2 separate regions of the Homo sapiens genome follow, and region 2 is linked to region 1. The links are chromatin loops, found by intact Hi-C in ENCODE. Cell type or tissue: thyroid gland. All regions are shown on one strand.

Region 1 (2,500 bases):
GCCCCACCCTCCCGCCATAAGATGTTCTTTTATTTGGAACAGTTTTGGGGAAACAAATTAATGGAGAATAGCTAATGTAATGAAGGTAATGTGTGAACAATGACCTTCATCTACATATTCACATTAATGAGCATATCTATATCTAATCGGCAAACTTTCATTGCATCCAGACTGCCATGAGGGGGAATTGCAGACAGAGGCATATGCAGCCTCCATCCTCTCTGGAGGAGAGCCAGAGAGCGCCCCGAGGTCCCCCACCCCCAGAAACCTGTGGACGTGGCTGCCAGGACCACTCTTGGCATCTGCCATTCACTGACTTGACTTTCTCCTAATCCTCCTCTGACAGATGAGCTTCCTCTCCCCAGCCAGAGGCAAGGAACACCCTTGAGACTGAAGTTGAGGACTTTGGATTCAAGTTGGTGATTAGTAGTGCAGGAAAACCTGCCAGACGTCTGAACCCAACCTCCAGGGACGAGACATGGGATAGGCAGGAGGCAAGGGCGCTGTGGGGCACCGGGGTGAGAGCCAAGACAATGGGGCCTCTGAAAGATGCTCATAGCCTGAGTCCTGTGTGCGACCCTCGGTTTACTTCCCAGCAAGGGTGACCCTCGGTTCATTTCCAGCAAGGCCCCCCTTCATCCACACCTTCGCCCAAGGTCTCCCTGACAGGCGCCCTCACCCCACACCCTTTTCTCCACTCAGTGACTTCCTGGGGCTGAAGCTGCTTCCCTGGCACTGCTGCACTCTGTGCTTGCTGTGAGCAAGACTCTGTCTCTCTCCCTCCGTCTCTCTTTCTCTCTCTCTCCCTTCCTCCCTCCCTCTCTCCCCCAACCCTCTCTCCCTGGCTGCCCCTCTCCCTCTCTCCCCCATCCCTCTCTAGCTGCCTGCTTTACTCTCTCTCTCTCTCTCTCTCCTCCCTCTCTCTCTCTTTCTGTTTCTCTCTCCCTGCCTTTCCCCACCCTCTCACTCTCTGCCTGCCTCTGTCTCTCACCCTTTCCCTCTCTCTTTCTCTGCCCATCTCTCTCTGCCCTCCCTCTCTGACGGCCTCTCTCTCTCCCCCTCCCTCTCTCTCTCCCCCCTTCTCTGCCTCTCTCTCTCCCCCTCCCTCTCTCTCTCTGCCTCTCTCCCCCTCCCTCTCTCTCTGCCTCTCTCTCTCCCTCCCTCTCTGCCTCTCTCTCTCCCTCCCTCTCCCTCTCTCTCTGCCTCTCTCTCTCCCTCCCTCTCCCTCTCTCTCTGTCTCTCTCTCTCCCTCCCTCTCCCTCTGCCTCTCTCTCTCCCCCTCCCTCTCCCTCTCTCTCTGCCTGCCTCTCTCTCTCTCCCCTTCCCTCTCCCTCTCTCCTTGCCTCTCTCTCTCCTCCCAACTCTCTCTCTCCCCTTCTCTCTCTGCCTGCCTCTCTCCTCCCACCTCTCCTCCCTCTCTCTCTCTGCCTCTCTCTCTCTCTCCCACTCTCTCTCTCTGCCTGCCTCCTTCTCTCTCCTCCCCCACCTCTCTGACTGCCTCTCTCTCTCTCATCTTCGTAAGGCCATCATGATCCACACCTATGGAAGCTGTGGGCAGCAGGCGACGGGGCCAGAGGTGTCTGTGGAGCCTTGATCCTTTGTCCACTCACAACACCCCATGGTCCTGACTCTGCCTAGCTCTGACCTCTGTTTTAAGTGATCTTCCTTTTTTATAAAAAAGATCCCCTTGGCCATGGTCTCCACCTCGGCTTGACCTACCTGCTTCCATCTGGCCTGTACTTCTTCCCACAAGGCATCTCCAGGCCGCCTCCTGGATGCTTCGAGCTGCTCCATCGCAGGCAACTTCCTTTCGCACCTTTCAGTCCGCCCCTGCTGCAGCACTGTCACAGACAGCCCTTGGACACTGTAGCTCGGAGGCTAAACCCAGTGCCTCTGAGGTGGGACAGCTTGGGTTCAAAGCCCACTCCTTGCCATGGGCAAATTCCTGAATGCCTGTGCCTATTTCATCTGAAACAGGGTTGGCAGCAGTAGCCTCTTGCTCAGGGGACTGATGGGAACAGCAAGTGAGCAGGCAGCGTGTGGAGGAAGATGTTGTAAACACAGTGCTGCTGGCTCTTCTCATGGGGTCGTCTAACCCACCACGCGCCTTGTGTACTGAGCATGTACTAAGTGCTGGCTCTTCTTACCCCTGCAGAGCTCACAGGCCTTCTTGCTAACCTGTGAAAGTGCACTAGTCCCTATGTGATCACCTGCACCACCACGCAAAAGAAGGCTGCCAGCCTCCAGGAGATCCGGGACCTCTGTAACCTGGCCTAGCTGCTTAAAAAAAAAAGAAAAAAAACAAGGAGGGGGAGCTAAAATTCTCTGCACTTTATTTAGTTCTTTAGTCCTCACAAGGATCCTAACGATGCGGATGGGCATTATTTTTCCTATTTTACAGATGCAGAAACTAAGGCTCAGAAAGGTTCAGGGACTTGTTCTGAACACACGCCACACCAAGGGAATGGCAGAGCCTCAGGCCAAACCCGGTCTGGCTCTC
Region 2 (2,500 bases), 430 kb before region 1:
TGATGTCAACGACAGTTTTGAGGCTTTACTTCCCCGAGCTGCTAAGCTGGGACCCTCTGGCTCCAGATGCCTCCAGGGTGGCTGTCTTGGCCCCAGATCCAGAGCCTCTATCTTCTTGATCCTGTCTCTATGACTTCAGATTTTCTCTGTAAGCAGAACTTGCAAATGAAACATAAACATGCAAGACAGAGGAAAATGTTCTTTTGCAGAGTGTGTTTCAGGGAAAAGAGCGTGCCTTGGTTCCCCGTCTCACCGATTTCCACAGATCCGTTCCTCTCCTATCCCACTCTCCTTATCTCAAATGTCTTTCTGATTGCTCTGTGTACAGACTTGGGGTTAAAATAAATTAGGGAGAATAGTTTGTCAGATACAGTTTATCCAATACGTCTGATTCCTTGGAAGCAAACTTGCTTGTGATATCAGGATGTAGAACCACTTCGTCTTTTTTAAATTTACAAATACAAACTTTGCTCTCTGTGTGACTTGAGCACAGTGTTCTCAATGTGGCTTGTGGAGGCTGGGACCCTGAGGGCCACACAGACGGCTATGTCTGTGCACCTGTCCCGGCAGGGCCCCGCGCTGAGCCCCAACAGGGATGGGAGGCTGTCCCCGAGTGCTGACGAACCACCTCTGGGTTTGCAGTGTCCTGTCCAGAAACCGTGTCACTGCTGAGGGCAATATGGAGTCCTGACATCCACAAGAAAATAAAAAATAGCAAAGGAAATCGAAGTGGGGAATTTTCCCAACAGTTCTTTCCATAGCCAACCGTAAGTCTTTTGTGCATTTCACAAGGACTTTTTCTCCAATTTCAGGTTTGTTTTCATGTAACGTTTGGGAATAGAATTGCTATCCCAAACCAAGGAGGCCGCAGGCTGGCCTGAGCGGCACCGACTCAGCTTCAGGAGAGGCTGAGCAGGGCAGCCTTCAGTCTTTCCTGAGCCACGGACCCCAGAGCTGCAGGCCCCTGCGCCCGCCCCCAGTCACTCTGCAGGAATTCTTGCATCTGAGGATAGTAGAGCCTTCACCTGCCCTGCTCGCTGCCCCTTTTGCCTGGGAAGATTCCTTCCTTCCCGCTCCACACCAACAGAGGGAAGCAGAGCCCACGCAGCTGAGGCCCAGGCCCAGAGAGCAGCGCCCTGGATGGGCAGTCGGGCCCCACCCGCTCCTCTCAGCCCGGGCACAGCCACCCGCCCCGCCCTGCACCTGCGGGCTGTCGAGCGCTCCTCTGCACTCTTAGAATCGCACTCTGACGTCTCGTGAGATGCTCCAGAGAAAGCTAGGCTGTGAATAGAAATGCTAAAAATTATCAAATACTCTGTGAGACAGTGACTTTTAGGTTCTTTTCAGACCCGGTCATGTGGGCTCCTGTAATGCAAGAGCTGGCACCTGGGGGCACAGGGTGCGTGGGTCGGGGAGCCAGGCTGGCTCGGCGCCTGCACGTGGCAAGGGAAGCTGCTGTCCACCTGCAACCGCACCCAGCGTACGCGGTGCAGAACCCGACTTTCCACACAGGCCACGGCGCCGGGACTCAGAACCCATCACGCACCGCGTCTCCTTAGAACTGAGCGGCTTCCTCTTGTTTGTCCCATTAGCAAATATGTCGCTTTTGATTTTCACCTTCCAGTTTGTGTGATGAGCTTCTTCAGGACAAAGACCTGGACACTTTCCTGTTGGCCAGTCTCCTGCCTCCCATCCCCAAGAGTCACCTCTTCCATTTCCGCGAGGAGTAAATGCCTGTAGATTAAATCTTCTTCTGAAGTCATGGGCAGGCATGGGGCTTCAGTTCCAGCTCCAACCTGTAAAATCATGGGCTTCTCTAGCTAATTGTCCTGAGCCCAGAACATTTTCATTTTATATCATAAAGAGATTTAAGCTCAAATCACAAATCACTGGTTTCATAGTCAGGAGGCAGGAAGGCTGTACGTTGGCTTTGTAGCTAAAACCCAGAATCACAACCCTTTTTTCCTGATTTTTTTCATCATTCTCGCTTCTTAGGCTGCTTCTGTGCTTTGTCTCAGGGTTCTCAGCATAGGAGAATTTAATGTTGCTCTGAGTTATTCCTTAAGTAAAAACATAATTTATACTGACTTTCATTTTTTTTTTTTACCTAGCCTTTCCCTTACATAATCTAAATTGATTTTTATAATGGCCCTAGAAGGTGAGTGGGCTGGTGTTGTCAATGTTTTATCTTTTTCCTCTTTATCTAATGGAGGAAGTGGTTGTGTTTTGAAGTTCATACAGCTAAGAACTAGCAGAATAGCAATTCAAATCTGGATTTTCTTTTGCTAGTTCTGGGGATTTCTTTTGAGCCAGTGTTTCTTAGCCCTGGCCACACATCAGGATCACCAGGGGACCTTAAAAAAAATACTGATGCCTGGGCCTCACCCCAGACTAATTGGATCAGTGTCTCTGCAGGCAGGGGTCAGTGCCTTTCCAAAGGTCGCAGGTAATTGCAATATGCAACCAGGTCCAGGAACCACATCTTTAAACCATGTTGTTT

Evidence for each region. A loop is a pair of places that touch in the nucleus more often than their neighbours do. Peaks named below come from ENCODE experiments on the same cell type or tissue, not always from the same donor. Only the 100,000 strongest peaks of a DNase experiment are listed, where the experiment ranks them.
Region 2: it touches region 1 in a loop (3-fold over the local background); 4 of 110 quality-filtered maps call a loop at or near these places.

The regions. Positions count from the first base shown.
Region 1 is chr2:1,865,387-1,867,886 of GRCh38, reverse strand. The region is part of intron 18 of MYT1L (myelin transcription factor 1 like); the gene reads left to right. Among named protein-coding and RNA genes, the nearest start is that of PXDN, 120 kb to the right of the region's middle. RefSeq lists an enhancer at 2,039-2,500. In thyroid gland, CTCF peaks have their summits at 955 and 1,172; a DNase peak (open chromatin) is centred at 1,450; H3K27ac peaks cover 2,071 bases.
Region 2 is chr2:2,290,666-2,293,165 of GRCh38, reverse strand. All of the region lies in intron 1 of MYT1L (myelin transcription factor 1 like), which reads left to right. Among named protein-coding and RNA genes, the nearest start is that of MYT1L-AS1, 27 kb to the left of the region's middle. RefSeq lists an enhancer at 389-1,177. In thyroid gland, a CTCF peak has its summit at 1,090 (motif pointing right); a DNase peak (open chromatin) is centred at 1,145.